7 separate regions of the Mus musculus genome follow, and all the other regions are linked to region 3. The links are chromatin loops, found by intact Hi-C in ENCODE. Cell type or tissue: left cerebral cortex. All regions are shown on one strand. Region 1 holds the start of Cmya5 (cardiomyopathy associated 5). Region 2 has its middle 15 kb from the start of Gm31977. Region 3 overlaps Thbs4 (thrombospondin 4). Region 4 holds the start of Mtx3 (metaxin 3). Region 5 holds the start of Tent2 (terminal nucleotidyltransferase 2). Region 6 overlaps Mtx3 (metaxin 3). Region 7 overlaps Cmya5 (cardiomyopathy associated 5).

Region 1 (4,000 bases), 390 kb after region 3:
ATAAATCCTCACTAGAAGGTCTTAGCTTTTGTTTGGCAAGGGACAACTCAGAAGTGGTGCTTGAAACTGTCAGGTGACCCAGTTGTAGTGTAGATGAGCTCGTTATTCTGGGAAATAGTGGCTGAGCAGGGATATGGGTGTCCCACATGTCACTGTGAGAACCTCTTCTCTGCATGCCTGGGTTGCTGGTCCTCCTCCTCCTCCCTCTCCCATTTCCCATGGGCACCTTCCCCTCTGCCCTTCCTTCGTGCATCTCCTGCCCATCCTCTGATATCCAGTCTGGAGCCAGTGCTCGCTGATTCTAGACCTTCTGCCCTCATTCTGACCTTCCACAGTACAGTGTTTATATAGCATAAAGTCCTCCTCAGCATATAGTCATAATACTCATAATTTCTATCGTTTCCTGCAAAGTTTTTGAGGGTAGAGTGTGTTTCCTTCTTGGTAGTTGCTTCAAGATTTCCAGCTGATGGTTTTCTGCAATTGGCGGTACCCTATACATGTACACGGGACTACATGTATACGCATGTGGAGACCAATCCCTCATGTACAGTTTACCTTAAAAAGAAAAAGCCATCACCACCAGCCTGGAACTCACTGACAGCACAGTGAGCCTCAGGGATTCTGTCTCCATCTCCCTAACAGAGATAACAAGCACAAGCCACAGTGCTGGGCTTTCCGCCAGTACTGCAGGTATTGACCATAGGAACTGGGGATTAAGCTCCAGTCCTTGAGCTCACAAGGCAAGCACCTTACCAGCGGAGCCATCTCCCCAGCCTTCAATGCCACTCTTGGGCTACTCCAACTTGAACAATTCTGGTCTTGGTTGGGCATTCTGAAATGATAAACCATCACTTGCCACCCCCAAAGCCTTTTGATAGGACCACCCAGGAAGAGATACCATTGATGACATGCTTACGATTAAACAAAACATCCATACTACTATTGTCATTTTAGGGCTGGATGAAAAGGGACAAAGTAGAGACAAAGTAGAAAGCCTTAATGCGTGCACACACACACACACACACACACACACACACACACGTATGTATGTATATAGTATTACTTAATCTCATTCGCCTTATTGATAGATATTTAGGACCAGAACGACTTTTAGGACAGACGTTGCTAAAACATCACCCAGGAGAGCCCAGCTGGCCTGGAAATCAGTCTTCCTGCTTCTGCCTTTCTATTATTGGAATCACAAGGGCAGGCCAGCCACACCTGGCCTTCATGATTCTTCCCTCTAAGGAGTGTATGGGATGTTTGCACCAAAATAGCTTCCATACAGCAAACTAGCCCAGCGCTAGAACTCTAGGAGGCTGCCATACCTTTGAAGGTAATGGACAGAGCCTTCTGACTCCAGACCCTTCCCCAAGCTCAGGCAGGCAAGATTGATCCAGGGCGGGGAGCCAGAGGCAAGTATTCCAGCACAGTTTTGCGGTTAGGCAGAACCCCAAGTAAGTCTCCAAGAATAAACGAGCAAGTCACAAGGAGCTGGGAGGCGGGGGTGGGGGAGGGGGTGGGGGCCGACTGTGAACTTTGCTGCAGGCGGACCTGTCACTCCTGCTGACAGCAAGCACCTTGCACCTTCAAGTTTTTAAAGAAGGCGGCGCGTCCCAGACAGTGTGCTTGGCTCCGGGGAAATGAACTTCTGAGGTTGGAAAGGGAAAGGAAAAGGTTGGGGGGGGGGGGGTGGCCACTGGCCCGGCGGGACACCTGTGGAGTGGACAGCTTTGTTAGGTCCGGGCGGTTCCCGCTCAGGCTACCTGGCGTCGGGCTCCTCCTCCGACTCGGCCGCCGTCTCCTCCCCCTCGCCCTCCGACTCCTCCTCCGTCTCCAGCTCCTGGGCCACCTCCTCGTCTGCACCCCATCCTAGGAAGCCCTGGGCTGCGAGTCCGCTGTCGCCGCTCTCCATCGCGCCTGTCCTGGCCGGAGTCGGAGCTGCCCACGCCTCGCCCGGTGTTCTCCGTCTGACTGCACTTTGCCAGGGCCCGCGGGGCTGCTTGGGTTCCCGGCGCGCGGGGCGGGGTCGCCCCAAGCCTTTAAATAGAAGGCGTCAAGAAAGTTTCGCCACGGAGCTTCTGCGGCCCTGGCTCAGCTTCCTCTGGTTCCAGTCCCTGCCAACTTCCCCGCCCGTTTTGGCAGATCTTCAGCGGCCTTTGTGGCCAGGGCAGAAAGCAGTGTTGAGCGTCAAAAGGACCCACCAGCCCAGCCTTCCATCTAGTGGCCTGGTGGTTCTTACACTTCTAGCTGAGCTGCGGGTGCTTCGTGCCAAATGAGGCAGCATCCAGAGAAGATAACGTTATGGTTTGTAGCTAGCTTAAGGCCCCACTGCTCTTACTGTGACAATGGAAACAAACTAGCGCCCTAGGGGACTAAGATCTCATTGGATCAAGTAAAGCCAGTGCTTAACCTGTCAACCACTGCTCTAGGACGAAAGCCCAAGATCCTCATAGAGATCAAATCCTGACTAATCCACTTTTAGAAATCAGGTATTTACACAGTATCAAGTGAATTCTTTCTGCCTGAGAGGCCCACCTGTTCACTTATTCAAGATCACCACCTTTCTCTGAAATCTCCATGTTTGAACTCCTGCTCCTCTCCAGGAACTCAAAGCAGTCTTTTGAATATGATTGTTTCTGTTTGTAAGATAATGTTTCTGAAAAGGCCTAGACCTGTTTAGTACAACGGTTAGAAAGACGGCTAGATCTCCAAACCTTTATTTTAATCATCGCAGATTCTTACAATTGTTAAATGAGATGGAAACTAAGGGTATTATTCTCCAGTTACATCAGCTTGTGTGCTGTACATCGGGTCTGAGGACAGAGAGGTATAGATAGGCATCCTCTTTTACCACTGATTTTGCCAAGACCCTATTTCAAACTAACTCAAAATTTAGAATTATTTAGAGTCCACACGTCTAATACTAACAATATTTTAACAGCACATCCAAACAAAAAATGTAGTATTCACTTGAAATTGAAAAGATTTTAAGTCTCCAGCTGGGGAAATGCTCAATGGGTGGAGCACTTGCGTAGCAGACACCGGCTGTGTTTAATCCCTAGCACTGAAAAGAAATTGTAAAAAACCAAACACCTTTAGCTGATACAGCTGGACTGCCCTGAGTATATGATCTTAAGTGCTGGCTCATGGATTCCAGTATGCAGATTTCTTAAGCCTTTTGTCTATTTGTTACAACAAATAGTCTGACTAGGAGAGTGGAACCACTGAAAACAACATGGTGGCAATGCAAGAGTCCACACTACGGCAAAGTCTGAGGCTTTATTAAATGCCATAGTGCTGCAGAGTAGAACACCCGTCCCCAAGGGACTATGATTGACAAACATTACCTGAGGTCACACTGAACTGTTATACTCAATACACTCTGAGAAAGCGCTGCACAATGTGGGATAAATCTTAGAAATGTTTCCAAGAAAAAAAATCATATGTAAATTTTTTTAAACTGCATCAAAAGTACTACAGATCAGTATTCTAAAAAACTGACCCATAGAGAAAGCTCTAATCCTAATTATAACACAGAAGTAATGTGGTTCACAGGCTCCAGATGAGCTTCGTCCCAGACACTCTTCGCATTCAATAATCAAGCACGATTAGGTTCCGATCAGTTAAGATAATTACAGCCTTAATATCACAAAAACAACTGCACAGAAAAATAACACCTCAACAATGTCCAGATATAAACTTTATTCCATTTGACAGCATACAAAAATTTAAACTTAAAAAGAAAAAAGAAAATATGCACCCTTTGTAAGTCAAACAAAGTGAAAGTTTTAGTTTTTTAATTGGTCTGCAAAAAATAGTTTAGTGGTACAAATTGTACCACTGTAGGCCTACAAGAAGTTTGCAATCTTTGAAAAAGTTAAAACTGCCTTCAAGATTACTTTTTATATTTAAATGTACAATACAGGTACTGACCAATTTACAAGTATTTACATAAACTAAAAACAATCTTATTAAACAGCTTAGCTTGCATCTGAAC
Region 2 (4,000 bases), 860 kb after region 3:
TCCCAGCGTCTTCCTCTCAAGGCCGTGTAGTAAATTAAAACAAATAAGTACAGAATGAGGCCGAGGAGGTCTAACCAAATTGGCTCAGAAAACAATATTTATGCACTCTATAAACAGCACATTAATAGTTTCGTGTAACTGGTGATTGCTAAAGATATTTTACGGATTTGGGGAGGTTTGTTGTTGTTGTTGTTGTTGTTAAAAATAAGCTAACTCTTTCCTTTGAAAGCTTATTTTTGCAGAGTTGGTGGTGCACACCTTTAAGCCCAGCGCTTGGGAGGCAGGCTGAGGCAGGTGAGTTCAAGGATAGCCTGGTCTACAAAGTGAGTTCAAGGACAGCTAAGGAAACCCTGCCTCAAAGCAAGCAAACAAACAAACAAACAAACAAGAAAGTAAAGCTTATTTTTATGTAAAAATGTACATAGGAAACTCACACATTTAAAAGTAAACAGAGGTCAAATAACTCATTAAAGCTATCATGACTTTAATGGTATATAGATTAATCAAATTTAATGACAAACTATAAAGCTAAACTAAGAATCAAATAGAACTGAGAGACTCCCATTCATTATCCCTCCTCCTCCTCTTCTTCCTCCTCTTCCTCCTCCTCTTTCCCCCTCCTCCTTCCCTCTTCCCCTCTTCCTCCTTCCCCTCCTCCCCCTCCCTTCTACCCCTCCTTCCCTTCCCCCTTTCTCCTCCATTTTCTTTCTTTGTTGTTTTGAGACAAGGTCTTCCTATGTAGCCTATCAGCCTCAGCCTCCCTCAGGATTGGAATTCTAGGGATACATCAGTACACTCAGTGTGTTCAATTTTCATCACTGAGAAAACAAACAACCACCAACAAGAGTAACCCAGAATGGCCCAATTAGGTTTTTTTTTTTTTTTTTTTGAAAGCAGCACAAATTCTTTACTACACATTAAGGATAGCCACTTTCGTCCCAAGAATCTTGCATGATCATCCTAAGCAGCCTTGACTTATCATAAAAGGATAATTATCAGTAAAATACAGTTTGGCTAGTTTTCCTCTCTCTTTCTCTCTCTCTCTCTCTCTCTCTCTCTCTCTCCAGTTTAGTTGTGTTCCACTGGGTCAGCACTATTTCTGTAGCTCACAGCAGTACAATGATGACATCTGTCTCCTTCATTTTTTACTCCCTTTTTTTCAGTCTCCAAGGCCAACAGAGTGCCTCCAGGTGCTTAGAAACCAGAAACATTTGTGGCTGTTACTTCTCTCCTGTGTCGCGGGTGTCCTGCCCTACCTACTGCCTTTGTGACAAATCCTTGCATTTGAAAGTCATCGATGTTTTGCTGTTTTTAAGAGGCTGAACATTCGTTAGGAAGATGTTGAGAAACTTGAGACTCTTCATCCGGTAGCTTTTTGTTTTGTTTTTTTGTTTTTCGAGACAGGGTTTCTCTGTGTAGCCCTGGCTGTCCTGGAACTCACTTTGTAGACCAGTCTGACCTCGAACTCAGAGATCCGCCTGCCTTTGCCTCCTGAGTGATGGGATTAAAGGCGTGCACCACCATGCCCGGCTCCGGTAGCTCTTTAACACAAGATCGCGCGTGCCTACCCCTGAAGCAGCTCATGGGTGCTTCTATTTTCCTTTTTTATTGCTTTGGTAGGCAGCTTGTGGGAAGTCCAGAGTGGATGAGGGCATGCTGTTCAGTAACGGTGGCTATTTGGGAAAACAATCTGAAAAGTTGATAAGCACGTGAGTGTGCTCACAGCGGGGGAGAATTCTAGGGAATCTGGTTGGAGACATATAAGGCTTTTCTTGCTGGGTTAGCTGTCCTGGATGTTATCCAAAGATTCACATGTCTTAGGACTAGGGGGAAAAAAACTGCCCAAAACAAAAAGGGATACAGACATTTCTGCCAAGTAACATGAATCTATGCCCATGAAATAGCTCTTGAAAGCAAAGCCAGGGCTTTTCAGGTCTTCCCTGCTGGTGAGCTGCTGCCCCCATCTGGAAACGTTGGGAACTGAAGTTTTTTATTTGTTCCAGGCCAGGTCTCATTCTCTAGGGGCTGCCTTTGTCCTGTGCAAATGTGTTTTTGCTGAAGTTTGAAGAAGTGCCATAATCTGATAAGTTTATTCAGTTTCTGTCGAATCCGAATAACTCCAAGGATTTTTATTTCCCCGGGTCGAAGATGTCTCCTTAGCTTCGGGAACCATCTGTTCTGGCTCCACTCTCCTAAGAGGCTAAGTTAACCACCGCATCCTCCTTGGCAGCCCTGAACTAGCAAGGAGCGCTTCCTGACTTGGCATCTTGCCTAAAAGTATCTGCCCTTAAAAGGTAGCGTTTGGACTTTGATGGTCAGGACTTGGGCTCTGATTCCACATTGGAAAGAGAGGCCCCTTGGTCTTGCAAACTTTATGTGCCTCAGTACAGGGGAACGCCAAGTCCAAGAAGTGGGAGTGGGTGGGTAGGGAAGTGTGTGTGGGGGGGGAAGGTATGGGGGACTTTTGGGATAGCATTGGAAATGTAAATGAAGAAAATTCCTAATTAAAAAAAAAATCTTTAGCCGGGTGGTGGTGGCACACACCTTTAATCCCAGCACTTGGGAGGAAGAGGCAGGCAGATTTCTGAGTTCGAGGCCAGCCTGGTCTACAGAGTGAGTTCCAGGACAGCCAGGGCTATACAGAGAAACCCTATCTCGAAAAAAAAAAAAATCTTTATACTTAACTCAAATAAACTCTTAGGCCTTAAATGAGCCTTCTCTTTTAATGAGTTCTGGGAGCAATATGCGCTTGGAGGAGAGACTGAGTATATATTTTTTAAAGTCAGATGGAGAAGCCCACCACTAGGAGCCAGTGTTGATATACAGTTCAAGAATAGCTTAACCATCGTCGTTCCTTCTGATGACATTTTTTAAATCAAAGGATAGAAAAATGATGAAAGGCTATGATATTCTGTGCTGTAATAAAGTTCTGGAAAGGATATTAAAGGGAAATACATTTTTCAGAGTAAGACATCTGGAAGTCCAGTAGCCTTTCTATCATCTAAGATGGAAAAATACTGAGCTTGCTTTGAGAATGTAAGAGAGATAGAAGATAGCAGTTGGCAAAGAAAACCAGGTTGGGCTCTAAATGCATTAGCTCTGTATTCTGGGAGCAGGGAATTAACTGCTAAAAAATTCTACAAGTTTGTTTTTTTTTTTTTCCAACTTCAAACACATTATCTGTTTTAATATTCTAGCATTCCAATGAAGTAAACAGTGCTGCTATTTTTTATAGCTGGAGAAATTGAGGTGTAGATATTTTGTACAGGACTAGAATTACAGAGCCACAACGAGTCAAGTGGAATCAAAACAGCCTCATGTCTCATTTGTCTTTTTTATTGTTTGAAAATTGTATGCACAGTCCACTCCCTCCCAGCTCCTCCCATATCCCCGTCTCTCAACTTCATGCCGTCTTTTTAACATCCACTGAGTGCAGTAAGTGCTGCCAGGACGTTGTTGGGTATGGAGCGGGGGGGGGGGGGGGGGGGGGGCAAAGGCAGGAGCATACAAATGACTGGCCTGGCAAGGTCAGCCCCCCTCCCCCACTCCACTGGAGCAAAGGTGGCATGAATGCTGGGAAAGTAGCCAGTCACTTCCTCATTGGACTGTGGAGTATTCAGTCCCAGAGTAATTTATCTCACTCCCGTCTCCCTAAGGCTTAGGTATCATCAGGAAACAGGGTGTGGAAAGAGTGAAGCAACTAGAGGTAGTACCAGGAAAGAGTATGACTTAGCTAGGATTCCTTTTGCTTTTCAGATCTGTTTTCCTTTTTTAAAAAAAATTTTTAGGGCTGGTGAGATGGCTCAGTGGGTAAGAGCACCGACTGCTCTTCCGAAGGTCTGAAGTTCAAATCCCAGCAACCACATGGTGGCTCACAACCACCCGTAATGAGATCTACTGCCCTCTTCTGGTGCATCTGAAGACAGCTACAGTGTACATATAATAAATAAATAAATCTTTAAAAAAAAAAAATTTTTTTAGTTTACACTGTAGCTGTCTT
Region 3 (4,000 bases):
TAAGCATTTATAGACTGGCACTGTTGTCAACCCTGACCAGGGATGCTCCAGCTGAAGTGGAAGCAGAGGAGCCTCAACCCTTCAAAGCCCCGAGATTGACTGTCCGAGTGTTCAGCTCTCAGTGAGACACCTATATCAATCCCACCAAGGCAGAGGGAACATCACACAAGAGGGGACAGGAAGAAGGTGAGATCTGAAGGATGCTGCAAAGATTAAACCTAGACTCCCTAGATCTGATCAGACAACACGCCTGCCTAGTGGATGACAGTATTTTGTGTACATGCTTTGATAGGCTTCAGTGATAAGAAGTATTTCTCCAGAAGAAGATCTGGAACCTTCCTCACAGTGCCTGGTAAAACACCGAGAGGCCCAGAGCGAGAGCATCCGAATAGCTCTACAGGTACCTGTACTATAGAGTGAAGAATGAGAGTGGTAGAGCTCAGAAGCTACCTTGGTGTTAGCTGTAAAAGAGGGGTGCTTGAAAGGTAACCATTTCCTGTCATTGAGTCCCCCTCCCTGCCCAGGGATTTCGGAATTTAGGAAGGGCTGTAGATGTGTTTCACCCAGAGATTGAGAAGAGTCATTGGCAGCCATGTGAACTCTGAATACTATAGCCATGGTAAAAGTGGGAGGAATGTTTATAATTTATGATACTCTAGGGAATTATGGGAATGAAAAATACATTGCTGAGCTGTGGTTGAGGCTCAGCTGGTTTAGTATGCCTAGAATTCAATACCTAGCAGGACACGAAACCAGGTATGATGCATACCTTTAAACCTAGTATGAAGAAGTCGGGGCAGGAGGACCAGAAGCTCACGGTGATCTTTGGTCACACAGAGAGTTTGGGACCAGTCTGGTTTATATGAGAACCCATCTAAAACCATAAAATAATAATAAAATAAATTGCCAAACTTCTTTAGAATTAAATCTCAAGGGGATTTATAAAATTTCTGGGTATCTTGATTGACTACTGGAAAGTATCGGCTAGTACACAGCTGCAGAAAGCTTCTGCCCTGTACACATGGTGACTGGCTCTACTGTCATTGTCACCAGACCCTACATCCCACTGTTTTTGTTACCTCAAAGGCAGCCACTCTCCCTTCACTGCCCAGCGAATGCTTACTGGCTGTTTGCTTCCTGCCTGGTACTGTGGGATCTGAATACAGTGACAGACATAGAATGACAAGATCTGTTTTCTTCCATTTGACTCACAGGACGCTAGGGGGAGCCAAATCCGTAAGTGTCTGTGGAAGGAGGTGACAGAAAGGCTGAGGGAAGGGTGTCAGAAGAACAAGGCAAGCTTAGTTCAGGTTTCTCAGGATGTCACCTCCTCCCGAAGCCTGGGGTGGGGGTGGGGGGCTTCCCTGGAGACTACATTCCAAGAATGAGGAGTCTGTGTGAACAGAAAGCAGGCTTTAGCATGGCACTAAATAGGGTCACCCCAGAAATGACCTTTGGTTTGGCTGTCCGGTTCATACCCGTGCTCCGTGGCACACAGTACATACTCAAGGGGGTGGGGGTGGGGGAATAAAACCAATCTGGTAAGTTTATCAAGGATTCCTCAGAAAACAACACACATCACCAAAGCCTGAGCTTCCATTAGAAACGACTGAGCACCATGGTTATTAGAAATAGTCTCTTCTTTATTTCCACATTCATATAAAAAGTTTTGACGTATTTGGGCTGGTAAAAGAAAAGCCATGATAATATAAAGAGAATTATAGGAAGTTTTAAAAAAGATGTTGCTTTTGGTGTTTGAGAAGGCAGTTGTGGGATTGCTTCTTGGCTCAATTATCCAAGCGGTCGAAACTCTGGGTCTGGAACTCCTGGAAGTCCTCTGGTATGGTGTCTGCAACAAGAATCGGGGTGGTAGTTAGTTAATGAGGATCCTTCCAGGCTGGAATCATGGCCACCACATGCCGCCCAGGCCTCCTGTAGGGGGCGCTGTCAGCTCGCCTGAGACTCCCACAGGCTCGCAGCCATTTTCTACTTCAGGTTGCTTTGTTGCAAATCCTTGGCTTAAAGCCCAGCAGGGCTTATTCATAGGCCTAGGGAAAATTAGCAGGCAGAGTGCCTTTTTAGTCTGTGATTATGTTTGAGTCTAATGAAAAAGAAAGGCTGCCTGTAAATTAAACTGACGGAATTTCTCACCGAACCCCTAACTCTAAAACATGCAGTTAAATTCTATGGGTTTCAATTTTCAGATTTGGGAAGCAGGAAAGCCTGGCTCTGCCTTCCTCTTATGTTATGCAGGGTACATCACCATCACGCACGTGGTGGTGAGGCTTTGGGGCGGGGGGGGGGGGCGGGGTGGGAGGATGCATGTTATAGAAATAAGATTTCTTGGTTGCTCCCCTGTGCTGTTGAGGGGCACTCAGCATGAAGGTTACCGTTGCAGCGGTACTTGAGGTTGGACCAGATGATGTTTTCTTGAGAGAAGCAGAACACACCAAGTCGGCCTCCACGCATGGTGGTGTCTATGGTGACCCCAGAGTCAGCCACCAACTCCGAGCCTTCATAAAAGCGCACCCTGCAGAGAGCACAGGTGTCCACGGTGAGGAACATGGTGCCACTTCCGACTCTTGTACTTACCTCTTTATTCAGACATGTTGTTTTCCACTAACTCTAGTTGGTCCCTCCCCAGTGAGGTTAGAAGTTCCCCAGGACAGGAACCAAGAGTCCACGGCTCCCTAACTTGGTTTTTAACAGGCCCAGCATGGTGTCAGGTGCATAGTTCCTGGATCGGTACTTGCTGGTGAATTAAAACAAAATAGCTTGACATCACGGACAAGTGGTTTTGTGGCTTCACTGTCTTGTGAGTTATTTTCTCTGGATACTGTACCTAGAAGCCCTGCGCTTTCTTCTTTGGTCTAGCTGATTTCACTGGTGGACTCTCAGAGCCTTGATCAGTAGCTTTAGGCAGTTGTGGGGGCAATTTCAGTTGTCATAGTAGCACTGAGGGACAGAAGCCCCTGGATGCCAGCCTTCAATACCCCGGAGTGAGTTAGCCAAAGCTTGCCCTGTGCTCTGTACCCTTGTGGAGTGTCATGGGGAAGGTGAGCTGCGCCTCGCCTCGGAGAGGCAATGGCGTTTTACCCTGAGCATCATTTTCTTTTTTTTTTTTAAGATTTATTTATTATTATATATGAGTACACTGTAGCTGTCTTCAGACACACCAGAAGAGGGCATCAGATCTCATTGCAGATGGTTGTGAGCCACCATGTGGTTGCTGGGATTTGAACTCGGGACCTTTGGAAGAGCAGTCAGTGCTCTTACCCACTGAGCCATCTCTCCAGCCCGAGCATCATTTTCTTCTGCATTGATTTTAAGTTAAACTCCCCAATTAATTCCCCAGGGTAAACCAAGAAGTGCCTGAGCATGCCGTTCTGTTCGAAAATTAAGAGTTGGCTCCTGTATGGGTATTGTCAACACCACTGTAATACTTAATTCTCAGACACACTACTCTGTGTTTAAATGCCACCTTCATGTGAGTCTAGGAATGGTTCCAAGGAGCTATTTCCTTTGGTTGTATAGCAATCAATTCTTATTTCTCTGCAGTTTTAGGGTTCAGATGGACTTTTCTAAAATTATATACTTAGAAGGATCATATTTTTATAGCTCTGATTTCATTTTTGGAACAGAAAAGGCACATTGAGCTCCATCAGGTAAGGGCCTGGCCACACCTGGTCTCCCTGTGTGGTGAACAGAGGCAGGTGACACAAGGGCACAGAGAACAGAGCATGAATCAGCTCTCACTGCCTTATTTTCACTAGATGCATCCGTCTACCTGGTACCTCCCACCCTGGCTAGGAAGCTGCAACCCACATACCCCGGAGCACACCACACACGTGCTGCAAGTCTGGGGCGTGAACCCTGACTGCATTTCAACAAGAGCAGTTGAACACACAAAACAGCAGCAACAGAAACAAAACAGTCCTATAAAGAAGCCGAGGCCATCACACCAGTCCCGGGATGAACAGTTCTCTCTTGCACAGTCCGT
Region 4 (4,000 bases), 92 kb after region 3:
AATGAGTTGTGTCACATACTAAAAACAATTCTGGTGTTTATTGTTTCACAAATGTCAGTTATTACTAAATGTTCATTGCACATATAATGATGATGCCTCAGAGTTAAATGAACCTTCACTTTATAATTGAAAAAAATCAAGGAATCAAAGTAAATCACTGGCTCACAAATACACAGCAAACTTAGAAACTAAAAACAAACAAACAAACAAACAAACAACAAAACCAGTTCTCGTGACCTACTTTCAATGGGAGTTTTCTCCTTAAGGATTTCTAAATCTGCACGTGAACTAAGGGACATTCAAGGCTCTTCAGTTTAACTCCCCCATAAAGGACCACACTGCATGATCATTTATCACAAACATCCCATCATTGCCAGGAACTACATTTCATAGATTCCTAGTCACAGGAATGCAGCATGAGGGGACTGTAAAAGAACTTGTATCATGGCCCCAAGTAAAACTATGAAACACATGAGTGACAGGACTGGATGCCAAGGTCAGGTCCTCTAAGTTCAGACGAAGCCACTGAATGAGCATCTTTTGAAAAACAAAAATGTTCAAGGAAAAACGTGGTCTGGAAGAGTCATTATAAAGCTGTGCTCTAGGCCATCCTGCCCATACACAAATGCTTTGCAGACAGCGAGAATGCTTTGCCTGGGAAGAATCCGAAATGATGATTTTGATGAACTCGGAACAACGTCTTTAACAGCCAGGAAGGATATAGGAGCCAAGTACCCATACCAATGGTTTCAGCTTTCTTCCCCATTGTCTGGAACAGTATTCAGCCTGGTTGTGCAACAAGGTACACCAGTATTTTAAAATTCAAGCTAGCAGATACAGAATCTCAAAAGGAATTACAGCAACACAAAGATTGCTATTAACTAGGCACACATAAACCTGTAAGAAGGAATTTTCTTATCAGATTGGGAGAAATGGTGTTCTTTGCCTTAACTTAATAAGAGAATGGATTTAAATTTCTCTCTAATGCAAATAAAATCAGTGTAAGTGGCAGGAGCAATGGAGAGAAGGTCACACTAAGTAATCACCTATGTGTCCACAAAGAATGATCACCCACCACCTCAGTGGCCAACAAGACACAGAGAACCCACATCCTCACTGCAGCATTTGATTTAAAATGTCTTATTGTAGGATACAGACTCTCAGCTTTATTTTTATTGCTTAGAATTTTATTTCTCAAAGCATGAACTTTCCTTTACACTGAGTCAGAAAGTTAAGTTACCTTCTTAATATGAAGGGGGCCCAGCCATCCCCCAAAAATCCTACAGTGATGCATGGTTCCTCCTCTGTGTTGTTAATATTTTATAAATCTCTACATTTACTTGTGACAATGGCTTTTTATAGTTTTGGTTGTAACCTAGCCTTTAACAGCCGAGCCATCTCTTTAGTGGAACAATGGCTTTTTATATTTACCTATGTGTAATGTCTGGTTTGTAGACTATACATTCCTAAGGAGACACTCCACATCCATCTATGTATTCTTCCAGAGCCTCCTAGTACCTCAGATGTACTCTCTGCTCAATAAATGTGTTGTTTAGTTTCAACTATACATTTGCTAAGCATTTCCTACTTAAAAAGTGTGACTAATGGACTTTTAGGATTGGAATGTCTTTTCTTTCCATTTTTGAGATATACTATTTTTGAGGCAAAATATTTAAAAAAGACTTTAGGAAATCAGAACTGTAATTTTGGAGAGTTGCCCCCTTACTGTGCAGAAAAATGCCTAGAAAATGTTGCTGAATATTATTGTTACGGCAATAGGTTTCAATTGAAGGGGACCCTAGCATCTTCTTGTGATAGAGGAAAATAGAAAACCCAAAGATGTATCAAAAGGGCTGTTCCAGAAAGACTATTGTTCTGTCTATAAAAATCACACAGCTCCCAGGTCCTGATTCTGAGATCCAAACAGTATGCCCAAATCTCCACATTGCCAAGTTTTTTCTTTAATGGTTTTTCTGAGAAATTAATATTTAGTGCATGCCCATTAGGTCCAAAGACAAGACTGGCTGAATGACTTACAATGCTTAGTCTAAAATAAAAGTGCAGAGCCCTTTGCACCAAGATTATGACCTCAAGAGAGTGATAGCAGAACATGACGTGAATGAAGAGCCTTTCTAAACACAAGACCTTCTGTGTCTTCACTGGCCCCACACCTAGGAAGCCACAAAGAGCTTCTGTAGAGTGGATGGCAAAAGGCCTGTGAATATGGACAGAAGCAAAATTCAAAATTCAAGTGCATACAGGGAGCCTCAGGAAGCTGGAAGAAATTCATGATTTTGAAAAAGCTAAGTTTAACTCAAAAAAAAAAAATCTTTTTATGTGTGTGCTTTGCCTGCACGTATGCACCACGTGAAGGGCTAGTGCCGGTACAGGCCAGAAGAGGGACTCAGGTCTCAAAGAACTGGAGTAAAATGACTGTGAACACAGCGTAGGTTGGGGGAACCAAGACAAGTCTTCAAAAACTGCTCTTAACTGAGCAACCTCTCCAGCCACACTAAACTTAGTTTGGGGAGAGCCACTAGAGAGGAAAGCCATTCTGAATTAAAGGAGTGTGCACGTTGGAGTCCCCTGTTAAAAACTTAGGAACAGGGTTAATTTTGAATGAGGTTGAATCACATTAACATAAGAATGCCAACTGAAATTGAGACTGGAAAGGCAGGCAGGCAAAGGACCATCACAATGACTGAACATCGCAAACTTGTACCGACGACCTCCATGTCAGTTTAAACTACTTTTGTACAGATTTATATATACCATAGTGATGCTTTCAAGTTTTGTTGTACATTAATACTGAATGCAATAAATACTTGGAGGACTCTTAGGAGGTCTGTTTCCCTTCCGGCACAGCTCCTAGTCTGGTTGCTAAACCTTCTCTCAAAGGCCTGCTGCTGTCCTTTCTGACTCTGTCCAAAGCCCCAAGGAGTCAGTCCCAGCTCCTCGTCCCGCCCCCCTCCATTCCACGTGCTGGAGAGTGGGCGGTACGAGTACTTCCGGGTGACAGAGGTCAGCCCCGGCAAGATGGCGGCCCCCATGGAGCTCAGCTGCTGGGGAGGAGGCTGGGGTCTCCCTTCGGTCCACAGCGAGTCCTTGGTGGTGCTGGTGAGGCCGCCTCGCGGGCCAGGGCGCGGGAGGACTGGGCTGGCTAGCCGCGGGCTCCGCTGGAGACCGGCGGGCCGCTTGCAAGCGTCAGGTCCCGGCGGCCCGGCGGCGCTGTTCCTGCAGTTGGAGAAGCACACACGCGGCCCCGCAACCTCAGGCCCTGCCTCCTGCATCCGAGGTCCCCAGGAGCGGGGAGCCTGCGCGTCCCCGATGGCGGACGGGGGAGGGGCGTGGGCAGCCTCAGGCTGCCTTTGAGGGTGCATCAGTCAGAGCCGTGCTGCAGACCTTGCAAGCCTGCTCTCAGTGTCTAAAATCTCTTATTGCAAACTCTGTTTCAGGCTTATGCCAAGTTTTCTGGCGCGCCCTTGAAAATCAATATTATAGATAACACCTGGAGAGGGTCAAGAGGTACAGTATAAGCTTTCAAACGCCCCCCTCTCTGCCCTTTTCAACAGTTGCATCCCTTTCTGCATTACAGCCATATAGCCCAAGAGTACTTGGGGCGTCTTAGCTTCTTAGAATGACCTTGGCTGTGTGTTGGTTGTGTTTGGTCATTTCGAGTAAGAACTAAAGGTACAAGACAAACCTGGAAAATTGGAGAGACGAAAATGTTTTTTAGTGCTGCCCTTTGTAAAGCCCACAGAAGTTTATACCCATACTCTTCCATGTGCCAACTGGTGTAGTTTTTAAGGCATTGTAATCTTCAGAATAAATCACGGTGTTTGCTTGTGTGTAAATTGTTTTTGATTATAGGTGATGTACCAATTTTGACAACTGAAGACAGCATTGTTTCTAAGCCTGCAAAAATTCTAAACTTTCTAAGAAAACAGGTGGGTAGCTCCTTTAGAAGAAGTAGGTAGTTTTCTGCATGTTACTCATTATT
Region 5 (4,000 bases), 440 kb after region 3:
TGATAACAGTATTTGGTCTCTTAATTTGCAACTGGAATTAACTTTAGTCAAATTGATCTCAACAAGAAGTTATAGACTACTCAAGTTTACATAACTGTCTCTTCACCAAGATTCCTGAGAAAGTAGCAATTTCCTACAAGAACTGCATGGCTTAATCAAGTTATGTGTGCACTCTAAGTGTCTTGGATCAGTTCTTTGTTCTACAACACAAGTGTAACTCCCAGATCCTGCTCAGCATGCACTGTCAAAACCACCTTCAGGCTCTGAACAGAGCATTCTTTTTATTAAAAATTAAATTCCATCTAAGAGTTTCACAGAGTCTGTGTATTTCTCGAACACATACAATTGGGGCAATTCACACCAACCAGTGTTTCTATTACAGGTTACTAATCAGTACAGATTAACCGTGTTAATAGCTGTTAACACAGCAAAGCCCTATAGTACTAAACTATGTACTATGATGGTAGTGTGACTTCACAAAAACCATACGCTAAACACGTTAAATTTCCAATCCTGTTTGACCTGCACAATTTTTCCTCTTCCTCTTATCAACAAACTAATTACTTTAAACAACGCTCAAATAGGGCAAAACAAGAAACTTAAATCACAGATACCAGGAAACACATTGCCCCTTGTGTTCTTAAGCAGTTAAAGAAAGGAGAGCCCAACCACAAATATGACTAGGAAAAGTGAATTCGACCATCAGCCAGTCCTGACCTGACTGAGATGACTCCATGCTGTTTAATTGTCTCAGAGATAAATGCCTTCCACAAGAGTTCGTTAATTTAGACATTTACCTTGGGTCTCCACTGCCTTTTGGAACTCCAAGAGGGAGTATCAAGACAGTCTTACTCTTTCGGTCTAGGGAGTGAGGAGAGGGCGGGAGGCGACATGAGAACTAGCGAGAAGACAGATCAGAGAAAGGCCAACATTCTTCCCAAAGTCCGGCGGCCTGGGAACGCCCCTAATCCAGGGAGCTCCGGGGGAGCGCCAGGCTCTCCCGCGCAAAACACAGCGCCAGTCTCAGCCAAGTTTCACGCGCCCGGCCGGGGACCGGGGCCTGCACTCGTGCATCCCCACCGAAGCCCTGAAACTCACCGGCGTCCACGCCGAAGGGCCGAGCGGGGCCCAGCGGCACTGCCCGCCAACACGCTCCCAGGCCGGAGCTGCCGCCCGAGCAGGCAGAGGTAGGAGCAGCCAGCGGCCCGGCGCAGCGAGGCCCAGCTCGGGCGGGCAGGGCGGCGGAGAGTCACGAGCCTAAGGCCAGGCCCGCGCGGCCGTGGAAGGCTGGGGGTGGCGACAACAAAAAGAAAGGGGGGTGGGGGAGGAAAAAAAAAAAAAGGCGGAAGACTAAAAAGTCGCCGAAAAGGCGGCGTAGACAACCCTGTCACAGGACCCGGAAGATCAACGTGACCCCGGAAAGGAATCATCAGCGGGAGCGAAAGGTCAGACTTCCGGCAGCCGACACTGGAGAGCGCGTTTGCTGAGCTGCGCAGGCGCACAGCCCCACCCTGGTCCAGCCAGGGAGTCTGCGGCGGCTGCTGAGATGGTGGCGAGGGAAGGTACAGCCCGGCCCTTCCGCAGGGCAGTAGGCCACCCCGCTCCGCTGGCGCCGCCTCCTAAGTTACGTGCCGCTGGCCATTTCCAGGAGGCCTGTTCTGTCCATGGAGGGCCTTCCAGGAGATATCCAAAACCAACCTTCCCATTGCTGGAAAGATCAGTATGAAATCGTGGGTGATGTTCTCCTCAACAACAAACAAACAAAAACAGTTTCTTGGAGACAAAATCATGCCTCTAAGGCCCCCAAAACCACCCACACATTACCCTGCCCTAGCTCGCACTCACTTGTCTAACAAATACCCACCATTGTTTCTCATTGAGAGAACTTTAGTATCTGGTGAAACTGTCTAAACTGCTTGATTTATTGATGAATATCTGTAAACAATAGCCCTGTTTTGTCCCCGTAGAATCTGACCGTTCCCAATCCCGAAAGTAATGATTTGTTTACTGCTTTTTGGTTTTCTTGTTATTTATTCTGGGTTTTTTTCCCCCATTGTTTTTAGTTTGGTTGTTTTTTTGTTTTTGTTTTGTTTTTGTTTTGTCGGGACAGGGTTTCTCTGTATAGCCCTGGCTGTCCTGGAACTCACTTTGTAGACCAGGCTGGCCTCGAACTCAATAGTTATTCAATTTTTAATTTTTCTACCTTAATTCACAAACTGAGGTCATTTCTGTGATAATACTTAGAGTCGTTTGATAACTTACTATATGAATAATAACTTAACTGAATCCCACTTATTTCGATAAAGAGTTTTCGTTTCACTTGACTTGCAAAGTCTTTATAAATTATATTTGAATCATTTAAATAATTTTTTAAAAAACTTGTCACGTGCTTCCGAGTATCATCTGATGTGGTAAATGTTAATTGTGCTTTGGTAATAAAGTATGTTCAGTTATTGTGTAGAGTATTTTATAAATGTCAGTTAAGTTGATCTTCAACATGGCTCTGGTTTCCTGTCTTGCTTGTCTTTTCGGGCATAAAAAGGGCATATAAGAAGGCTAGGGCCAAGACAGGTGTGGTGGTGCACGCCTTTAATCCCAGCACTTGGGAGGCAGAGGCAGGCGGATTTCTGAGTTCAAGGCCAGCCTGGGCTACAGAGTGAGTTCCAGGACAGCCAGGGCTACACAGAGAAACCTTATCTCGAAAAACCTAAAACAAACAAACAAAAATGTCAGCCTATCATGTATGAGTCTCTGGGTTCAATACCCAGCACTGAAAAAGTACTGAAATATGGCTATAATTATGGCTCATTCTCTATTTCTTTTCTGTCTGTCAGCTGCTACTGCCCTTATTTATCACCCGCCAGAGAAAGTTTTTATTGTTATGGAAAGATCTACATTGTAAACTGACCTACTTTTTGCTGTTATTATTACTCTGAAGTACGTTCTTTCTGAGCATAATGCAGGTATTCCAGCTTTATGGTGGATAGTATTCATGTGCATTTTAAAAGGGAGACTGTATTTATGAATTTTCTCCTCACTCTAACCAAAATATCTGATAGAAAGGTTTCAGTTGGCTCATGGCTTCAGAAATTTCAGTGCAGTGTAGCTAGGAAGTCATGAAAGAGTTCACCACAGCCAACAGCATGCTCACACCTGCCCAGTACCAAACTGATTCATCTTCACGAACTTCTATACAATTAGAATGGCTGTTTTAAACCATGAAGCTCCACTTAGGACTTCACATTTCCACTACCAATTACATTGTATACACTTCACCACCACATACACATTAAAGAGTTTTTTAAACTTAAAAAAAAAAACTATGACAGAATTGGCTCACAAATATGAAACACCAATAACTACTTTTAAAACTGTTCAACATCCCTAGTTATCAGAGAACTGTAAATTAAAATTACTTTGAATAAGTTAATTCTCACTCCAGACAGAATGCTATCATCAAGAAATCTGACAATAAATGTAGAAGAGGATGGAGGGTGAAAAAAAAAAACCTTACCCTGGTGGCAAAGCAAATCAATGAGCCAGTATGAAACTCAGTTGTGGGGGGCTGGAGAGATGGCTCAGTGGTTATGAAAGAAAATAAAACTTGAGACCTGTGATTTTTTTTTTTTTTTTTTTTTTTTGGTTCTTCGAGACAGGGTTTCTCTGTATAGCCCTGGCTGTCCTGGAACTCACTTTGTAGACCAGGCTGGCCTCGAACTCAGAAATCCGCCTGCCTCTGCCTCCCAAGTGCTGGGATTAAAGGCGTGTGCCACCACACCCAGCTTATAATCATTAAAAGAAAATTTTATTTTATTAGTCAGGGTTCTCTAGAGAAACAGCACTGATAGAATAAAAAATATATGCATGTATATGAATACACACACACACACACACATATTTGAGATTTATTAGAGTGGCTTACAGTCAGTGGCCTGATTATTCCAAGAATAGCTGTCTCCTGGCAGAAGAATCCAGTAGTTGCTGAGCCCACCATGTCTCA
Region 6 (4,000 bases), 100 kb after region 3:
ACGTATCTACCTTGGGTCTTCATCAGTTTATGGAAGTCTTGTAAGCTGGTCACCAGCATCTGCTCTTCTGTGGGAGGTTTGTGATGGTTGGAGTAACAGTGTAGGGCAGCAGGTCTTCTTAAACACACTGTTAAAATTTATAGCAAAAGCCTAGAGCTTAAAAGAAAGATGAATGCTTGAGAAACTTACTTCTTGCTGGAAGTCGGGAGCCACTTGCTACAGTTGTTCTCTGGTCACACCCTTTCCTCATTTGAAAGTGAAAATTAATCTTTTATTTTCTGTTTTTTGCAATCCTTGTACATATACACTTTGCTAAAATGTTTTCTCCTTGTGTTGAAAGAGCATCCTGAGAAACAAGGGAAGTTTTAAGTATTCTGCATTTATACGGAGCTCTGAAAACAGCCTATCTATTGGGTGAATGATAGGATATTATTTTCTGCTGCTTTTGTGGTTTGATGGCAGCTGCTTTCAAGGTTTTTAAGGAGTAAAGTTGGTAGAAAATCAACTCCAGATCTGCATCTTGCACCATCTATGTTAGTCTTGGTGAAGGTGGTTTGTGAAGATCTAACTAAGTACTGAGCAGTCCCTGTCCTAGTGCTCTAGGGGTGTGAGTGTGTGTCTCTGAACTTCTTGGGCATTTAAAAAATATACTTTGTATGAATTGTTTCTTGAAGTCAGTTTAGAAGTGGTGCTTGAAGGACTTCCAGATTAGACCAAAAGAGCATCGCTTGCCATATCTTTTTCCAGCATCCTTTGCTCTGCATCCTCTCAATTCCTGTGGGGTGCTTTTGCATGCTGGCCACTCTCAGTTTGGAAAAGAAGTATAGTTAAAAACCAACAGTGTTACAATAAGAAGTCCTGGCTCAAGCTTGAGCTCTGATACTGGCTTTGTTGGGACCTAGAAAAAGGACTTCTTTCTGTGCCTTTTAGTCAGTGCGTGGGGAAGATTAGCAGAGCGCAGAAACATTGCATCCACAATGACTTCTAGATGGTGTCTTAGGTAAGGAAGGCTCTGGTCAAGTAAGTCCAGCAGTGTAGTCTTTTCAAAGTTACTTACTGTAACTTTGTGATGGGCGAGTTAGAGCCACATTGCTTCTTATGGATACTGAGGCAGCTAGTATACAAGGTCTGACATCCACAATTTTTGAGTGATTATTATCAGAGGAAGTTACTCCATCAGTCCTAGAAACACCTGGTTCTACCCTCTCCCAGGCTGTAGACTAAATGGGGAGGCCACGCTCCACAAGACTAGAGCCTCAGCCTCACTCAGATGTGTCTTGTACTTTTCACAGATGGATGGCAACCTCCGCCAAAGCCCTCAGCTTCTTCCTCGGAAGCTGCCGACCCTCAAACTGACTCCAGCAGAAGAGGAGAGTAATTCCTTGCAGCTGCTGTCACCCTGACAGTCACAGCCAGTTGCAGCTGGTCTAATGATTGTTGCAGTCATTGCTGATGCCAAGTGCACAGAGACTCAAAGAATGCTGTAATAGGTTTAAGACTAGAGCAGAGGGAGCTGTATCTGACTCTTTTTAAATTAGGAAAGCTATTATTTTAGCTTGGCAGTGCATTTTAAATAAAGGTGAATGCTAAGCGAACTGGGTGGGTGGGTGGGCAGGACAAGCCAATGGTACTGTATATAAAAATCCTGCCTTAACCTTGGCAGATCTTTGCCTTTGGTTCAGGTGTTGCTGACCAAAAGCTGCAATTCTGTTGTGAATGTACATTTTTAATGTATTTAAGTTAATTTATTAACTTAGTTTTTCTTAGACTTGTCTCAGTACATAATATGTGGCTTTTTGGCTGAGACCTTATTCTTTTAAGAAGTCTGATGCCGATTTTAGGAACCAGGAAAAATAGAAATTATTTCAATAGAAAAGCCTATATTTAATTTTAAAAAGCAATGAGGAATATGCTTCTTAATTGTTCTCTCATAAATCTGCTCCTTTGGCAGTTTACTGCTACATATGCAAATGTTAAAGGTGGTTTATATAATACCCCTGATAGCGCACATGCGCATGCACGCACGCACACAAGCCAGTGTGACTAAGTACTTGCTGATAGGTTTGCTCTAAGCTAGCAGAGATGAACATGGCAGCCTTAGACCTGTGTATTTAGTACACCATTGCTTACGTGTCTCACTCTTATATCAACTCCAGAACTGGAAGTCTAGCTGTCTACTGTATTGTTATTGTGCTCACCTAACTGTTCAGCCTCCTTGGGATGAGCCGTGGCGAGCGTCTCAGATCTGCTCCCGTGTGTCGGGTCTCCGTGATCCATTTGACTCAAAGCAGTTTGTTTCCTAATACGCATATCATGTAGTCACACTTTCTGACAAACTATTATTTCCTGTGCATTTTTAATTAGAGTTGAAGGATCCAAAGGAATGAGTCAATAGCAGGTTTCTCAGACGATTTACAGTTATTGGTTGTGAATGAGCCGTTCAAGGATTTGTTGTGTGGTAGTTTTACATATAATAGAAACTTGCTGATTTTAGTGGCCAACGTGCTTCTGTTATTGTAAAACTACTTCTGGGATTTTAAAAATAGGACCATGTTTGGGATTAGTGTCTTACAAGATTACTGTGGTGCTCAGAAAATGTTGCCAAGTTCTGCAGAAACCAGGCTGTGTTGTCTAGAGACTCGGCTACTGCGAGCAGAGCGGAGCTCAGCTGCATTTGACCTACATCGCCCCAGGTTGCTCTGTTTTTGGTAGATGTAAGTCTTAGGTCACTGTAAATACTCATTCTTGAAGCTTTAAATAAGACACAGGTAGCCCTCACGGTCCCATCCACCTCTGTGAGTGCATTTGCATTTAGGACATGTACTCAACGAGTTTCACAGAGATGCTTTAACAAAGGGTGTTTGTGTGTGTGTGTGTGTGTGTGTGTGTGTGTATGTGTGTGCATAGAGTGTGCGATGTAGGGGTGAATGTGTGCTAGTGAGTGTGGGTTTGAGCATGTGTGTGTGAGTGAATGTGTGTAGGGTAAGTGTATGTGTGTATGTGTGTGTGGTGTATGTGTGTACGGGAGGTGTGAGTGTATGTATTTTTGCGATCTAAAACAAGTTACAACAATCTGAAATCTGAGTATATCTGAGTATTGTGTTTTAAATGTAATGATCAAGAGGCTTCGTTGTCTCTAGGATTGACTTTATATTGAAGAAGGATGGTTGACACATTAGTCATATATCTGCTTATGCTTTAATCAGGGTTAGTCATTTTCAACTAGTATTAATGGTAAACCTTCCAAAAAGTATTTGAAGTAGTTTATAATTGTAAAATGCATGTAAGAGTAGGACAATTCTTCTTGAAAGCTGACAGTTCCTAAGAGAAAGAACCGTATCAACAGAACGAGACCTCACTCTGTGGGTGATGTTAGAAGGTGATTCTGAGGTAAGTTCTGCTGAGGAAGGAGCAGGGGCTTACATGATAGAAGAATGCAGCAGGCCATGTTCAGACGACTCCAGACTTCAACCAGGGAGTTACTGTGCTGTGTGTGCACCAAACTCTTCCTAATCATTTTAGAATAACAAGCACTCATTCTGTTTAGTGGAGAGGATGTCTGTAAAGTGACTTGTTTTTTTTTTTTTTATGGTCACACTGCTCTGAACTGCCTTTAGCCTTATATTCTGTAGCCCATGTGCTTCAAAACCACATTTCTGAGCTGCAGAACCTTAGTTAGCTGAGTAAGAACTTAGATGTTAGTACTGAGTTCAGCTCTATTTGTCTAAGTAAATGGGACAGGAGGAAGCTGTAACTGAGCATAGAATACTTCAGGGACCAGGCACACTGAGAAGCTCTTAGAAGGAGGTAGTTCCTCAGACTGGACAAAGGGCCTTGGTGACCCTGTCAGGATGTATGTGCGTGAGTTTGCTGGAGAAAATGGTCCACAGCCCTGACCAAACACTGTGAGCCATGGGTTTCAGAGGTGGTGGTAGCAGCCAGCATGGGAACAGGGATTATGCCCATTTTTAATTTTGTTGATTTTACAGAGCTAGAAAAA
Region 7 (4,000 bases), 310 kb after region 3:
AGGCTTCCCTCTTAAAGCCTTGCATTTGGGTGGCATATTGCAATGTCAAACATCTTTCCTGTCCCTGATTTCATGTGATCCTCACAAGCCCAAAAGGTAGCAGACTAGAGTCTCCCATCCCTGTCATTGATCTGTGTCAGGGATTGGCAAACGGAAACCCATTGAGATAGATGAAGCATGAGAGGACTGCAACCAGGGTTAAGCAGCTCAGGGAGAGTAGCCAACAGGAACCCAGGGTAGAACCAGGGCCAGCATCAGGCCCTGGATCTCAGGCAGTGCTCTGTCAGACTATCCTGAGATCACAGCATGCTTTTCTGAGCTCTCAGACTGACACACATTGGTGGCTTTACATAGCAACCAACCAAACAACATTAATGATTCCTGAAGCTTACCTCCCAGCAGTCAGAAGATACACAGACAGGCTGCTGTGTTTGTATATTTACTGCATTTTCAGTTCTGCAGAAGTGCCTGCATCCCACCCTTCCTCATATTCCCAAACCCAATACACTGTCTGATCATTACTTAGCAACACCTGTCTTCAACCTGAAAGAAACTATAATTATTGTTCAGTCATATGAAACCTTATATCATAACTAAATAAATAGCTGCTCGATCATGGTGCTAATCAAGAGCTTAAGTACACATTACTAAAAGGTTGTTTGATTTTATACCATTACTCCTAACTTCCTGACAAAATTGTTTATCTCAGTAAATGTGGCTAAAGAACAAAAAAAAATGAAAAGCAAAACCAAAAATATCTTCTATCAAAATTAAAATATCAGTTAGTAAGTAGTAATTAGTACTCTAAATATTTATCATGGTATATGAAGGGGCTTTCTATAGCCATGACATCAGAAGGTAAGGAAATACCACCTCATAGATGAGTTAATATTTAACAACTGCCTAGAGGATATGTGGTCCTTCCTTGATAAATTTTAGCTTTATCATTTTAGTGAGGGAGCCTCAGATTCCCTTTACACTAGAAGAATCTCTATATTCTTCATGTTCTTGGAGAAGCAGGTCTGTCTCTGTGATAATATATGTGTCATTAGCTCCTTTATGTTGCTAATATATGGTGGAGACAATCAGATTTACATTACACATACGCTCACTATTAGTTTCCTGAGTTAGGTGGTACCTATTCTGACAGAGCTAGTAAAAATGGCACAGAATGTGCATAAATCCTGACTAATGATTCAAGTTAAATATACTTCAAAGAATGTTCTATTTTATTAAAATTTGCATACATTTCTCTTACAGGGGAGTTATTATTCTGCATTGCAGCATGCGCTCGTTCTATTATAGACGCAGAGTTCATTGATGAATGGTGATGGCACTGCAAATCAAGTCAACAGCTTAATTAGCTCAGCGGGACTCAAGGATGCTTTTCTTGCTGGGTAAGCATAAGCTCAGATAGATAGCCGGGGTGGGGCCTGGAGCATGGATTCTGGGCTCCCGGCAGCCTCACTGTGGAAGGCCTTACCTCAGGCCCTCGCCCTCAGGAGAGTGCTGTCTGCAGTACTCCAGAGTGTAGGTCTCGGTGGCCTCCGGGTTGGCAGGCCGCCATCTGACAGTGGCAGTGTTCCAACACACAGTACAGTCTTCTACATGAATCACAGCTGTGGACGGTGCTGACCGAGATAGAGACAAGTTAGTCACAGACCAGGGGCAACTCTCAGAAGATTACTTAAGTATGTCTTTATTTTTAATTTTTGTATCAAAAAAAATTGAGCTAAAAACTCAAAGGAGATTTAAAAAACAAAAAAAAACAAAAAACAAAAAAAAAAAAACAAACAAAAAAAACAAAAACCAAACAACCCTCCACACACACATATAGCTAAAAGTATCTCACCTTCTTCTGCACTACAAACTGTCAGGTTCTCTCCCATCCCCTAACAGTCCCCCAAAATTTGATTTTAATGAGACCCAGAGTGTTTGTGTTATATAACTACTATATAAACAAATACAAATATTCTTTCCCTTCTCCTTTTACCTGAAAGGTAGACATAATCTTGTCCCCAGTATATGGTCAGTAAAGATTTGGGTGAAAGAATCGTCTGCCTCTGTGTTTTAAGTTATTAAGACAGGGTCTTATGTAGCCTAGGTTGCCTTGGAACTTGCTACGAACCTTGAACTCCTCCCTCTGCCTCCCAAATGCTGGGCTGGGAGTCTATGTATGGGCCACCATGCAGGGCCAAATGCTTGCTTTTAAAGGCAGGGAGAAGGATAAAGGACCAATGGGCAGGAATAAGCTACTTCCTGCCTGAGGTGGCTGCAGTGATCTTAAAGGCAAGACAGCCTTTGCTATATGTCTCAGAGCGCTTGGCAAAAAGATTTCACCATGAGAGTATATTCCCAGTCGAAGACCATGGCTGAAACCAGTCTGGGTTTTCTCACGTCTATGTAAGGAAGTCTAGTCCTAGTTTGCAATTATACCTTACATGCTAAGCCTTTTAAAAATGGTGTCTTTCCTTATTGTCAAGCTTAAGGAATACGGAAGCTCTTCCAGTGCCTCATACCCCAGTGGATACTTCATGTCTGCTCAAGTTTTCTTTAAGAGGAATCTGCTCTAGGCCAGCTTATCTTTTAAAGCAGTGGTTTTCAACCTTCCTAATGCTGTGACCCTTTAATACAGTTTTGTGGTTGACCCCCAACCATAAAATTATTTTCGTTGCTACTTCATAACTGTAACTTTGCTACTGGTATGAATCATAATGTAAATATATGATCTGTGAGCCTTTGGATTTGACCTCCAAAGGGGTCACCACCCACAGGTTGAGAACTGCTGATGTAACGCAGTCTGTGCAGTTCTCAGCTCTAGGGAGCCATTCCTGGGTCTGCCTGCCCTTCCCCTGTCTGTCTTGGCGTTCTCTTGTGTGTTATCATAGTTAACGCCTGTAAGCCTAGGCCCTCGTCAACCATTCCTAATGATCTTCTGGTTTTTAACTTCTCAGCTTAACTCTGACCTTCTTGCAAACAAGCACTCCATCTTTTTGTTTTGTTTTGTTTTGTTTTTTCGAGACCAAGTGTTCCATCTTGTTGCTATTGTTATTGTACTTGAGGGATGATCCCAGGGCTTCGTGCTGCTGGACTGACATTCTACCAATGAGCTCCACCCTAAACCCCAGTGCAGTCTTAGTTTATACCCAGCATTTTGCCCAATACCCAATGCATAGCTAGTGCTTCTTAAATACTTACTGGTTGATGACAAGAGTCTGTGAAGAACTCATTATTAACTCATAATAACATCTTAGCATCTGCTTACCTGTTCTAAAAATTGCTCTTTCACTGGGCAGGCTACATCCGGTGAAGTTGACAGCCATCACCCACACTTGGTAACATCGATCGGGTTCTAAGTCTTCAAATATGCAGCAACTTTCCTTCACTGTTAATCTATATTCTTCTACCAGTTCTAGCACAAGACCCAATTATTAATTCAAAGATGTCTTATATAATAAACTAAAAATTAGTTACTGAAAAACATAGTCTGTAAATTTTACAGAAGACTCAAACTGATAACTTTACAAATATTATTTGTGATAATTTTCTCTTAGGATATATAAGTACGCAATAGCTCTCTAAAAACTGATACTTAGAAAGATATATGTAGTATTGCTAGTGAACACTTATCACAGCTAATAGAATGTTAGTACATTTCTGAGATTCATGATCCACAATTAAAGTAATTGATTTCAAAAGCAAATATCAAACTTGTATAGCGCATGTATCACCTTAAATTTCAGTAATAAAGTTTCAAGAAAAGCCTTAAGACTCAGTGCCAACATTCCACAGGACTCTATCACCAGAAAGGACAGCTATGTGCTTGTATTTAAGACTCCGCGGAGCATCTTTACAGACTAGTAAACAATTCTGCCACTCACTATGACTGCGAAGGTCTCGGATCCTGATGGTTTCTCAAGAACTGTAGTGCCACACCCTGAACAGCTTTAGGACTTGGCCTAACTAGGGTGATGGGATGGAGAAATGCCCGAAAAGCAGC

What was found. Hi-C counts contacts between places; a loop is a spot of excess contacts. Peaks named below come from ENCODE experiments on the same cell type or tissue, not always from the same donor. Only the 100,000 strongest peaks of a DNase experiment are listed, where the experiment ranks them.
Region 1: it touches region 3 in a loop (5-fold over the local background); 9 of 42 quality-filtered maps call a loop at or near these places.
Region 2: it touches region 3 in a loop (8-fold over the local background); 18 of 42 quality-filtered maps call a loop at or near these places.
Region 4: it touches region 3 in a loop (3.0-fold over the local background); 14 of 42 quality-filtered maps call a loop at or near these places.
Region 5: a loop joins it to region 3, with 4 times the contacts of the local background. A loop is called at or near these places in 2 of 42 quality-filtered maps.
Region 6: it touches region 3 in a loop (2.8-fold over the local background); 18 of 42 quality-filtered maps call a loop at or near these places.
Region 7: it touches region 3 in a loop (11-fold over the local background); 16 of 42 quality-filtered maps call a loop at or near these places.

Annotation. Positions count from the first base shown.
Region 1 is chr13:93,142,592-93,146,591 of GRCm38, forward strand. It overlaps Cmya5 (cardiomyopathy associated 5), which reads right to left and starts at 2,133. Exons shown (of 13, transcript NM_023821.3): 1 at 1,767-2,133. The coding sequence starts at 1,915. It overlaps Tent2 (terminal nucleotidyltransferase 2), which reads right to left. Exons shown (of 15, transcript NM_133905.3): 15 at 3,264-4,000. In left cerebral cortex, a CTCF peak has its summit at 2,228 (motif pointing left); DNase peaks (open chromatin) are centred at 1,495 and 2,105; H3K4me3 peaks cover 1,254 bases; H3K27ac peaks cover 2,030 bases.
Region 2 is chr13:93,611,170-93,615,169 of GRCm38, forward strand. No RefSeq gene overlaps it. Among named protein-coding and RNA genes, the nearest start is that of Gm31977, 15 kb to the left of the region's middle. In left cerebral cortex, CTCF peaks have their summits at 1,957 (motif pointing left), 2,795 and 3,903 (motif pointing left); a DNase peak (open chromatin) is centred at 1,955; H3K27ac peaks cover 196 bases.
Region 3 is chr13:92,749,964-92,753,963 of GRCm38, forward strand. It overlaps Thbs4 (thrombospondin 4), which reads right to left. Exons shown (of 22, transcript NM_011582.3): 21 at 2,391-2,530; 22 at 1,623-1,849. The coding sequence ends at 1,788. Among named protein-coding and RNA genes, the nearest start is that of Thbs4, 43 kb to the right of the region's middle. In left cerebral cortex, CTCF peaks have their summits at 1,205 (motif pointing right), 1,933 (motif pointing right) and 3,189 (motif pointing right); DNase peaks (open chromatin) are centred at 1,223, 1,983 and 3,950; H3K4me3 peaks cover 256 bases; H3K27ac peaks cover 1,199 bases.
Region 4 is chr13:92,841,751-92,845,750 of GRCm38, forward strand. Mtx3 (metaxin 3) reads left to right here and starts at 3,018. Exons shown (of 9, transcript NM_001162945.2): 1 at 3,018-3,117; 2 at 3,456-3,525; 3 at 3,871-3,947. The coding sequence starts at 3,037. In left cerebral cortex, CTCF peaks have their summits at 2,396 (motif pointing right) and 3,192; DNase peaks (open chromatin) are centred at 2,472, 3,040 and 3,218; H3K4me3 peaks cover 1,164 bases; H3K27ac peaks cover 856 bases.
Region 5 is chr13:93,190,996-93,194,995 of GRCm38, forward strand. It overlaps Tent2 (terminal nucleotidyltransferase 2), which reads right to left and starts at 1,422. Exons shown (of 15, transcript NM_133905.3): 1 at 1,099-1,422. In left cerebral cortex, a CTCF peak has its summit at 1,518; DNase peaks (open chromatin) are centred at 1,041 and 1,468; H3K4me3 peaks cover 2,023 bases; H3K27ac peaks cover 1,269 bases.
Region 6 is chr13:92,851,492-92,855,491 of GRCm38, forward strand. It overlaps Mtx3 (metaxin 3), which reads left to right. Exons shown (of 9, transcript NM_001162945.2): 9 at 1,293-4,000. The coding sequence ends at 1,403. Among named protein-coding and RNA genes, the nearest start is that of Mtx3, 8.7 kb to the left of the region's middle. In left cerebral cortex, no CTCF peak of the experiment used is centred here; DNase peaks (open chromatin) are centred at 2,128 and 2,713.
Region 7 is chr13:93,061,960-93,065,959 of GRCm38, forward strand. Cmya5 (cardiomyopathy associated 5) reads right to left here. Exons shown (of 13, transcript NM_023821.3): 8 at 3,266-3,412; 9 at 1,484-1,631. It overlaps Gm31745 (a long non-coding RNA gene), which reads left to right. Exons shown (of 4, transcript XR_382755.4): 3 at 1,261-1,397. Among named protein-coding and RNA genes, the nearest start is that of Gm31745, 5.0 kb to the left of the region's middle. In left cerebral cortex, no CTCF peak of the experiment used is centred here; a DNase peak (open chromatin) is centred at 1,545; H3K27ac peaks cover 285 bases.